Regions from separate parts of the Homo sapiens genome. Here region 1 is linked to region 2. A link is a contact called in ENCODE Hi-C or POLR2A ChIA-PET data. All regions are on one chromosome and are shown on one strand. Each heading gives the region's core, a stretch centred on a gene start or an enhancer-like site at or near the end of the contact. The rest is flanking DNA. Distances are from core to core; before and after follow the strand shown. Region 1 overlaps SLC44A1 (solute carrier family 44 member 1). Region 2 overlaps ABCA1 (ATP binding cassette subfamily A member 1).

The links. Hi-C counts contacts between places; a loop is a spot of excess contacts on that map. ChIA-PET counts read pairs that join two places held with the same protein, here RNA polymerase II (POLR2A). Pooled maps may share reads with other maps.
Region 1: a pooled map shows a loop between it and region 2 (1.8-fold over the local background). The contact joins two enhancer-like sites. A Hi-C loop is called at or near these places in 5 of 50 pooled maps. POLR2A ChIA-PET finds 5 or more read pairs at or near these places in 5 of 52 experiments (AG04450, GM10248, Panc1 and 2 more).

The regions. Positions count from the first base shown.
Region 1 is chr9:105,383,642-105,389,317 of GRCh38, forward strand. It overlaps SLC44A1 (solute carrier family 44 member 1), which reads left to right. Exons shown (of 16, transcript NM_080546.5): 15 at 1,781-1,861; 16 at 5,392-5,676. The coding sequence ends at 5,415. Among named protein-coding and RNA genes, the nearest start is that of FSD1L, 62 kb to the right of the region's middle. Within about 2 kb of position 1,895, at least 7 of the 41 ENCODE cell types and tissues checked have a DNase peak (open chromatin) inside an H3K27ac peak, as active enhancers do.
Region 2 is chr9:104,865,811-104,871,640 of GRCh38, forward strand. The region is part of intron 5 of ABCA1 (ATP binding cassette subfamily A member 1); the gene reads right to left. Among named protein-coding and RNA genes, the nearest start is that of ABCA1, 59 kb to the right of the region's middle. RefSeq lists an enhancer at 3,373-3,462. Within about 2 kb of position 3,046, at least 24 of the 41 ENCODE cell types and tissues checked have a DNase peak (open chromatin) inside an H3K27ac peak, as active enhancers do.

The sequences.
Region 1 (5,676 bases), core at 645-3,144, 520 kb after region 2:
TGAATTGACTTTTTAAACTAGCTTCTAGCCTTTTCCTGAAATGGGGCTCAAAGACAAAATATCCTGTTTCCCAGGTCCTAGTGCCTACCTGTCTTTCTCTATCCACCACTGCCCCAAACATTACTGCTGTCAACCCTGGTTAAAACTCATTATCTTAAATATGGTAGGCCAAATTGAAAGCATTTTGTGATGAATACCGATAACAGACCCATGACTGGTAGAGTGTATAGTTATTTATTAGTCAAGATCTGAACCTTTACACAGATATATGCAGATTTTTCATATTAGAACCTCAATTAAATTTCTTTAAAATTTTGAAAACCTTATTAAATGGTTTAAGTACTGTTATAATCAGTGTTAAATGTTACCAAAGTAAAGATGCTTTCTAAATAATAGTAGTTTGCTATTAAGCTGTGAAATATTTCTATCTCAAAATGGGTAATATTGAATACTAAGCATTATACATTGAAATAACAAGTCATTTTCCAGGAGCATATTTTATCCAGTTAAATCTAAAATAAGTGTATTAATAAATAAGCTAGATTTTTTTTTTTTTCTTTTTGAGACGGAGTCTTGCTTTGTCACCCAGACTGCAGTGCAGTGGCATGGTCTTGGCTCTGCAACCTCTACCTCCCAGGTTCAAGCAGTTCTCCCTCAGCCTCCCAAATAGCTGGGATTACATGCATGTGCCACCACTCCTGGCTAATTTTTGTATTTTTAGTAGAGATGGGGTTTTACCATGTTGGCCAGGCCGGTCTTGAACTCCTGTCCTCAGGTGATCTGCCTGCCTCGGCCTTCCAAAATGCTGGGATTACAGGTGTGAGCCTCCATGCCCAGCCTAGATTTTTTTTTTCTTTTCAATAGCAAGAATTCCAAATGATTTAGCTGACCTATTTGGCACTGATTTTCTCTTTTTCTGGCAACATCAGCTAAATTCTGGACATTTTCTTAATGTCTAAACTAATTCTAACTGGTTATTTTCTTAATGGAATTTGATCATGATTATTGTATCTCTTTTGTGACTAAAGCATTTAGAAGAGTGTTACTGTTTTTTAAGTCACTGATCAAAAGCAGAGTAAAAAATAACTGTTTTCCACCCTTCAGTTTTCTCTGTAGGAATGGTGAGGATATTTAATGAAGAAGTTCCCCGTAAACGTTGACAGAATAGAAATGTTCCCTTTGGGCACATTCCCATTTCGACTACTACTAACCATAGGTTCTGGTTGATACACCCTGTCTTCCTGCTTCATGAAGTAATGTCATGGTCAGATTGACACTTTTTTTAAAAAGAGTAGTTTGTTTATGGTTTGGTTAAGAAAAAAAGCATTATGTGCTTAGCAGTATCAATGTGTTCTTTTACCTTCTATGGTTATTTAAAAGTGGAGGCTTATGGAGTAACGTGTTCTTGTTGTTTCATTTAACCTTGATATAGAAAAAAACAACAACAACAAATAAAATGATATTCTGAGTATGAGAAAATAGCCTCTTAAAAATGTTAGGTATTTTCTCTTCCAGGTAGAACTAACATTATCTCTTGGAGCCTTAGTAAGATTGTCACAATGAATGGATGGAAAGAAGATTTTTTTAATCAGCGAATTGCAGAGTCCATTTCTACAAATTTAGCAACTCTCATGTGTGATACTAAACATTATTTATTGCTATGTTTTTAAGCCATCCATTTACCAAGATTGAGTCAAAAATGTAGATGTTCTTTAGAATTCATCTACTAACAAATCTGAAAGGACCCAAGAATTTATTCAATATGGTCCATATTTTGCAGGAGTTTGTGGAAAACAGTAGGAAAGCAATGAAAGAAGCTGGTAAGGGAGGCGTCGCTGATTCCAGAGAGCTAAAGCCGATGGTAGGTGGAGATGAGGAGGTGGCCGCCCTCCAAGAATTTCACTTTCACTTCCTCTCTCTCTCTGTCTTCACTGACTGCACTTCTTCAGGAGAAGCTTTTGTTATCTGTATCACGCAGGACATGCTGCTCTTTCTGTTTGTGTGCTTACCCATCACTTGGATGGCAGAATTCTTGTCACAACTGAGACCACCTTCTATAAAAGTAAGCTGAAAGGAACAGCATCCTCGTCAGTGCTCGGCAGGGGCGGGTAGGGGATGATGGTTTTTTCCCTAAGGTAAAACTGCTGTTGCTCTTGTTTCCTTTTTAACTGTCAGTGTTTGGCTTTCATCAGACTGAACATTTTGGTGTACACTTGAACTGACGGTTTGATTTTTATCATTTTGGAAGGTGATCATAGCAATTCCTTTCAACTTGCTAAAATTCATACTCCCCCTTTTAAAAGTATGGTTCTGCTTACATTGCTGTCCTTTTCCCTTGGCTGACTTTTTCTTCTGTTGCCTAGGTTGTACTTTCTTTGTTTCTTAAGCTATTTTTCAGTAGCAAACAAGGCTGTTTTCATCAATACCCACATTCCCACTCAGTAAGACAATCTAGTCTTCTCCCAGTTTAATTGTGAGATGGATAAATTATTTCTGGTAGTTGATATTATATATGTATATGTACACAAATATATCTCTCTACTCCACTTTTATTTGAAAAAAGCAGCTTAATGAGTGTAAGAGAACCTTGAGCTGCTTTTCACATGGATATTGTCACTATAGCATAGAAACAGATGCCTCTATCATATATTGGTCTAATTACTTCCTAATTTAAACACGTATTTTTTTAAATAGCATGTTTATTTTCAAATATTATATAATTGTCTGCATCCTTAAATAATTTTAAACAATGTGTCCCCTGACTGCATATAATGTTCAAAAGTGTGAGGTAAGGACTTTCCTTTCTGTCTTCTTTACACTTTAGTAAATGATTTGATTTATAGCAAGTTTGTCCAACTTGCTGCCTGTGGGCCGCATATGGCTTAGGAAGGCTTTCAACACAAATTCGTAAACTTTATTAAAACATGAGATTTTTTGCCTTTTTTTTTTTAAGCCCATCAGCTATCCTTAATGTATTTTATATGTGGCCCAAGACAATTCTTCTTCCAGGATGGCCTGGGGAAGCCAAAAGATTGGATACCCCTGATTTGTAGGTTTTCAACTTTAAAATATATGCTATAAAATAAGTTCATTTAAGTAGGCTAGGCATGGTGGCTCATGTCTGTAATCCTAGCACTTTGGGAGGCCGAGGCAGGTGGATTGCCTGAGCTCAGCAGTTTGAGACCAGCCTGGGCAAAACGGTGAAACCCTGTCTCTACTAAAATACCAAAAAAAAAAAAAAAAAAAAATTAGCTGGGCATGGCGGCGTGTGCCTATAATCCGAGTTACTTGGGAGGCTGAAGCAGGAGAATTGCTTGAACCTGGGAGGCAGAGGTTGCAGTGAGCCAAGATGGCGCCATTGCATTCCAGCCTGGGCGACAGAGCGAGACTCCATCTCAAAAAAAAAAAAAAAAAAAAAAATATATATATATATGATATAAAATAAGCTCATTTAATTAAGAGTAAAGGAAATAGGTTTATTTTTGGAGGGAGGCAGGGAGGCTATATGTATATTCAAACTAATCGCATATTCAACCTAAGTTAAAGCCTCAATAAAATATTTAGATATAAAACCTTTCCTCTGTAACCCTTTCCAGTGCCTATTTTGGTGTTACTCTTACTTAATAGCATGAATAATTATAAAATCAAATTTAAATGTTTAGAATCCCAGAGCACAGATCACTCTAGTACCCACATAGCTCTGAATTTTAAGTTTGCATCACCTAGACATGATTGCTTGGGCAGATGGAGGCACACCAGTAATCTTCCCATCAGGTTCCATGCCTGCCCTCCACACCTTTCTGTATCCCTCTTATTTCACAAAAGCTGAGGAGGGCAGCAGTGGAGATTCTGCCAACCCTATGGCAACATGGAGAAATGAGGAAGGCTTCCTTCCTTCTACTGCTTGGAGGTCCTAATTGTTCAGCAAATCGATTCTAAGCCCAAAACTTAACAAGACATATGAAATCTTAAAATATAAACCAAGCTTTTCCCCCTTTTCTGTCTTTCTAGTGATTGAAGCTTTCATTACATCATTCAGTAATAAGCATTTAAAGAAAGGGAGAAATATTTCGAGGTTGAAGACTAGGTAATGTGGCCATGAGTTGGCACAGATTTCTATAGTATTCTTTAATGAATGGTAGATGAATTGTAGTAGATCAGAATGCAAGTATACTTTCCTTACCTAAACTCCTAATTTATAGGTAATAATCCTGGGAGAATTGCCCAGGTTATGTGGCATTCTACCAGATGCCAAATATTTTAGAAAGAGTTGTTTCCTATTAGTATTTTCAGTTTTGAAATAGTGTCCCTTACTTCAAACAATGCATTAAAATCTTTATTTAATTTTTGCTTTCATTTTATGCTGTTCATCAGTTCATTGCTTGCAGATTAATGGCAAAAACCCTCTGCTGCATCCCAAAATACATCTTCTATGTGCATTGTTCTGGTGCTTTGGACATTGTAGCATTGGGTCCCTAAGAATGATGTTTTAAATGGTTAAAAAGTTCCCAGAAGACAAGTGTGAAATGCTGCTCACAGAGTAGTTTTATTTTTTCAGCACCTTAGTACCTTCTTTATTTCTCTTCCATAGTATGCATGATTAGAGTTGGCCCCTACTAACACCATTCCTTTGCATGTGTTTCTAAAAAAGTATTTCAGAAATTTCTACTGAAAGTTTGGGGATTGATAGAATTTAGGATTGCTTATTTGTATTTGCTTGATATAATTCACATATTGTTGCTGTAGATGAAAGTTCTATAAAAGAGCATCATGCCTATTTTGCATTAGCTCTAGAAACATTGCTGCTGTTTGAATTCACTATCTTCCTCCCTCCTCAATGAGATATTTTAATTTAGGCTTCATTTTTAGCCTATAAAATAATGTTCAGTAAAATGAGGTTTTATATTTTCCTTTTGACAGCAGATCATTGAACTAAACATGAGAACTTCCGGTTTTGTTCTTGAACTTTTCCCTGAGAGAGGCTCGCTAGTTAAGGAAACTTTAAAGATTTATGAATTTTTTTATGATTCTCTGAAAGTGATTTTGGAAAAATGTACCAAAAGTGATGAAGAGGTTTAGGAAAGAGATTTTCTGACTGTCTGCTTGCTATCATATAGGAAAGAACTTAAAGAGAAAAGGGAGGAAAAATCCTAGACACTGTAGGAACATGGGCCAGAGAAGTATGCTCTGTGTATCTCAGAGATGATCCTGGATAAAGTGTGACTTTCAACATTCATAAGAATTTCAGCTCCAGGAATTCAGGGGAGAAGGATTCTCAGTCCATTTTGCTGTCTTGCTGTTTGTGACCATGTGTATATTTGTAACATCATTCATGATCTCCTTTTAATGGTAATTGTCTAAGATTATACTCTGTATGACTTTGTTTTCTAGGCTTCGGGAGCAAGTTCTGCTTGAACCTAGCCGACGGTTATGGAAACCCATTGACATTCCAAAACAATATATACACATAACTATGTATTTGTGTGTGTGGGTGTGTGTATATATGTATATGTATGTGTGTATATATGTATATGTATATACACACACACACATAAATCAGCCAAAATCAGAGAAAAGGAACAGGGATTTAATACCTTTTTTATGCTTATTTTTGTCAAACATGTACTCCTTTCATACGGGTGGCTTTTACAAGGCAACTTCCGTCATTTAATGTTT
Region 2 (5,830 bases), core at 1,796-4,295:
ATTTTTTCACTCAACTTTACCAATGTACAACAATGCCATTTATAGAAAAGATGGGGACACAGTCCCTGCCTTCGAGGAACTTTCAAGGCTGAAAGGGGAGATAAAGAGGCAAATCAATTCAAGAAGGCAGAAGGAAGGATAAGCAAGCCAAAAGGAGACAGTAAATGGAAGCACTGGCCCAAGATGAGGTTTATCTGTAAGTGCTTCATGGCGAGCAACCAGACTGGAGCCAAGTTCTGGAAAAGGACAGAGTCAAAAATCCCTAGAAGTGGCTGGAGAGGAAGGGGTAAGACCTCTCATGATGACAACGACCAGGACATTTTGTGGTCATAATGCTATGCACATAGTAGATTCTCAACAAATGAATGAACAAGCAGATAATTAGAGAAGAGATTTCTCAAAACCTCAGATCTGGGTAGTAGGAAGGGGAGAAAAAAGGAGGGGGTGAGGACAGAGTACAGTGGCTTTGTATCTGCTGGTCTCAGTCTTCTCCCCTATGTTGCTGGCAGGAAAATGGGTGGAAAGCCAAGAATATTAAGAAAGCCAGATGTCTGAAACATACCTTCTCCTCTTACCCCATCCTCATGACATGGCCCATGAGTCACCTCCTCCAGGAAGCCTGCCCTGGCCTTCCCATCCTCAAGCTGGGTTAGGTGGCCAGCCCTTTTTTGTGACTTTTTTTTTTTTTAATACAGAGTTTCACCCTTTCACCCAGGCTGGAGTGAAGTGGCCCGCTCTTGGCTCATTGCAACCTCCAAAGCCCCAGGTTCAAGCAATTCTCCTGCCTCAGCCTCCCGAGTTGTTGGGATTACAGGCACCCGCCATCACGCCCAGCTATTATTCCTTTTTGTATTTTTAGTAGAGTTGGGGTTTCATCATGTTGGCCAGGCTGGTCTTGAACTCCTGACCTCAGGTGATCCACTCGCCTTGGCCTCCCAAAGTGCTAGGATTAGAGGCATGAGCCACCGCGCCCGGCGTTTTGTGACTCTTTTGTGCCCAACATCCTATGTTTTCCACTAGTACCACACAGATCAAGCTGCAGTCACCCATGTAAATATCCTGCTCCCAGAAGAATAGAAATTCCTTGAGGGCCAGGGTTTTTAATTCCAAAGCCAGCAGTGCCTGGCACAGAGGAGGCACTCAGTAAATTGGATGAATGAATGAATAGATGGATGGATGAACTAATGAATGAATGAATACAAATGAGTGAATAAATTAATGACCTGATGTGATTTGGGGAATTGCCGATTGCAGAGAAGAAAATTCACCTTGCAGTGAGTTAGGGAAAAGATGAAGCAGGACATGAACTTGAAACAAACCAAGTAAAGAGGACACAAGAGTTCTGCTAAACCCACTCAGCCACGTCAGCCCAGATCAAGAGGAGAGTCAGGTGAGTGGCAGCTAGAAGCAGAGTGGGGAACAGGAGAGAGGAAGGCTGAGTTGATTAAATGATAAAATGGAGATGACAATGGCATCCACCTCATTGGACTGAGCTAGGTGTTAAATGAGCAAATGTACCTGCAGACCTAGTATAATGCCGGGCACTGAGTAAGGTGCCCGGTAAAGGATGGCTAATATCATCATCATTTTCAGGAATGACTGATCTGAACAGATTCATGGCTAATTTAACCTTAAAGCATATTCAGAATAGACAAGACACAGAAGTGGCTTTGGCGGCTAAGTTGAGATGTTGAATTTGTGATCTAAGGTATGCACATGTGTGTATGTGTGTGCATATGTATGTGTGTATTATAATACATATTAGCCTGGCTGAGTTCCTAAGACAGAATTATTGAGTTCTTTCTGCTGATACTATCTATAAGGTAAAGGAAAGGTTGAAGCTGACTGATTTGTCTACTCATAACTTTATGAAAGAATAAATAAATCTAGTATTTTACAGGGAATCACCAGGAATGATCATATCCACCAGTCACTGCAAGGATGGATATAGGTGGAAGATGACCTGGACGAAAGACCAATCATTCCACACAAGACAGGGAATACTTCCTGAACAGGAGAGTCATTTAGCCACTTAACTTTGGCCAATGAGTTAATGCGGACCTGGATTTTATAATCAGTAAAATGTGTGGGTTGGAGAAGATGATCTCTGAGGTCTTCTTACCTGACACTGAAAGGAACACAGGGCAAAACAAAATCAGCACTGGATACAGCATCACAGGGTCTGAATTCAAGAGTCAGCTCTGCCATTTCCTGACTGTGTAATCATGAAGCTATACTTTCCCCCCTATTTAAATCTCCCTAAGCCTCAGTTTCCTTGGATATAAAATGGGGCTAATACAGCACTTTGGGAGGCCAAGACGGGTGGATCAACTGAGGTCGGAAGTTCGAGACCAGCCTGACCAACATGAAGAAACCCCGTCTCTACTAAAAATACAAAATTAGCCGGGTGTGGTGGCGCATGCCTGTAATCCCAGCTACTCAGGAAGCTGAGGCAGGAGAATTGCTTGGAGGCAGAGGTTGCAGTGAGCCGAGATCACGCCATTGCAATCCAGCCTGGGCAACAAGAGCGACACTCTGTCTCAAAAAACAAACAAACAAAAAAAACGGGGCTAATAACATTCACAGGTTGTTGTGCAAACCAAAGATCAAGAACGTGAACGTGCTGTTTCAGGGGAAAAAGCTGACTTGCTCCAAGTGTTCGCTCGGGTAACTGGAAGGTATGACCTCTGTCACAGGATGCGGAGCTGGGCTACTGCTGCCAGCAGAAGAGAAAGTCACTATCCAGCAGAAGGTCAAGAGGGCTCTCCCACCACAGTCTCTTCAATACAGACCAAAATACTTGACCTGCTGAGCTCAGCCTCCTTGGTTTTGCCTGGAGGAGCAAACAGTGACCTACCAATTAGCCAAGAGCTTCTGTAAAGTGGGGCAAAGGAAAGGAAAAAGAACAAAAAACAGGTGACATGTGTGTTTGTGGGCTGGAAGAAACGAAGCAGAACCCTCAGCTTCTTGCCACACATCCAGGCCTCTGGGACCAAGCCGGGGAACCAGCTGGGACCTCTGGGACCCAGGTCCAGGCCTCTGGGACCAAGCTGAGGAACACATTTGCACGTGCAGGCGGAGGGGTATGACGCGGGGTGGGGGCGAGGTCCTGCTTTCCAGGCCATTCAGTGTTCCTTCAGTTCTCTGAGCATAGAGGACAAGGAAGGTGGGAGGAGGGAGGAGAGGGAAGAGAGGGGTGAAGGAGCTTGGGGGAGGCTGGGAAAGAAGGAGGAAAGGAGAGGAGGGAGAGCAGCTCAGGAAGGCGGAGGAGGAAAGCCCTTTGCTGAGCTGAGCTGAGCCAGACGGGGTTACTCTCGGTCAGTGCCCTCCAGTCCCCAGCTCAGGTTTCAAGATCTGTCTTCTCTTTTGCTCAACATGAAAAGGAACCAGAGCAATCAGCTGCTTTAGAAGTGGGTGGAGGAGGCAAATGAAAAAAAAGGAGAAGTAGGGAAAATCACATCAGCATCCCAGGCCCAGATGGTCTTCTTCAATGGACCCCTGGGGTGGGGGTGGGGTGGGGCCTCCCAGCCTGCTAGGAGCTGTCAACTGAGCAGGGCCTGGGAGCGGGAGACAAATTCTAACTCGTGGTTTTAATCAGCCTGAGCTTGTCCAGCCTTACAAATAAGACCTTGAAATACTTCTCTGTTATACAAGGGCTGGTAACAAATACACTCCAGTGTCTTTATGGTATTTTTTTGGTGTTTTGTTTTCCTGATGCTCTGCTGTCTTCTTGAAGAATAGACGATGCCTGCTTCACCAATAGCTGAGCACTCTCTGGGAAGACCTGGTTGTTGGGTGCTGAGGAGAAGGGGTGAGGCGGGGTGATGCAGCTGCTCCTTCAGGTGACTCCTTAGAGCAGGGGAGAGTAGGCCAGGGGTGTGTGGTACACACAGCCTAAGGACACCCATGCTGTTCATCCCGGCCTGGGCTTTCCAACCCAGGAGACACTTCCTTCTCTACAGAGAAGGCTCACCGAGGGATACCAAGACATACCTGAAAAAACTCAGTTCCAGAATTTTCCAGTTATGTGGCCTTGGGAAAGTCAGTTAGGCTCTCTGAGCCTCCATTTTTCTGTAAATGGAGGTCTAGCTTCCTATACGTGTGGGTTAAGTTATCACTAATGACACTAAGTGTGTTAAGTACTCTGAATGCTGACTCACACATACTCCTTGAGAAAATACAAGCTGAAAATTAAACATGTTCAAAATAAATGTGGATAAAGTCATAGATGACAAGCTGTGAAGAATTCCCAAGAGAAACCAGGATATTTAGGCTTATGCTCCCTGAACCTTCCAAGGCATTAGGAAGCCAGAGTCTTCTCTTTCAACCAATGGGAATACCATAACTTTAGGAACCACACATTCCTTCTAGTATTTTACAAATAATATAAACTTGTATTAGTTCAACAAACTTCTGAATGGCTACAGTACCCAAAATACTAGTGTTGTGGTTCAAAGGGATAATATTTTTCTCAGTGCTCCTTGAAGGCAGGAGCTAGCCTATAACAAAAGAGGCGCTGTGTAACAAAATCCCTGCCCTTGCATTCTAAGAGGAGATGGCCAGAGGGTCGGGTGAGCAGAGCGGTGAGCCTCCAACCCTCTCTGCCACTCCAGAATCAGTCAGCACTGGAATCAGGGGTGGAACGAGACATTACTCATCTTCCCCCAGATTACTTTGCTAGTAAGGCAATAGCACACCTGCTATGATTTGAACGTGTCCCCCCTCAAAGTTCATACATTGAAACTTCATCACCAATGTGACAGTATTAAGAGGCAGGGCCTTTAAGGGGTGATTAAGTTATGTGAGCAGTGCCCTCACCAATAGCATTAGGGCCCCTCACAGATACCATGAGTTTCATGTGCGTCTGTGTGAAGAGACCACCAAACAGGCTTTGTGTGAGCAATAAAGCTGTTTTTTTCACCTGGCTGCAGGTGGGCTGAGTCCGAAAAGAGAGTCAGCAAAGGGAGATAGGGGTGGGGCCGTTTTATAGGATTTGGGAAGGTAATGGAAAATTACAGTCAAAGGGGGTTGTTCTCTGGTGGGCAGGGGCAGGGGGTCACAAGGTGCTCAGTGGGGGAGCTTCTGAGCCAGGAGAAGGAAATTCACAGGGTTAATCACTCAGTTAAGGTGGGGCAGGAACAAATCACAATGGTGGAACGTCATCAGTTAAGGCGAGGCAGGGCCTTTTCACTTCTTTTGTGATTCTTCAGTTACTTCAGGCCATCTGGGCGTATATGTGCAAGTCACAGGGGATGCGATGGCTTGGCTTGGGCTTAGAGGCCTGACAATGAGGACCCCTATAAAAGGGCTTGAGGGAGAGGCTTCAGTCCCTTCTGCCAGTTGAGGAAATGGCGTTTGTCCCCTCCTAAGGATGCAGCAACAAGGCACCATCTTAGAAGCAGAGAGCAGCCCTCACCAGACACCAAACCTGCCAACACCTTGATTTTGGATTTCCCAGCCTCCAGAACTGTGAGAAGTAAATTTCTATTGTGTATAAATTACTCAGTCTCGAGAATTTTCTTCTAGCAGCAGAAACAGAATAAGACAATACCCATGTCTTACTGAGAAGAGGGAAGGTGGGAGAAGTTACTGGAAGTCCCTAGAATGAGGGTTGAAGACCCTGAATGGTAACAATTCCCCCAAAGAGCCAGTGCAGCCCCAGAGGGAAAGGATGTCCTGGTCACACTGGCCAGGGCGTGGAAGGGCACAGTCAGCCTGGCTTTGAAGCTCAGAAGGAAATGGAAGATAACACTAAGACATAACATTGACCCAAATGAATTTTGGACCTGAACAGAATGAGAAGAAGAAACAAAGAACCAACATCAGAAAA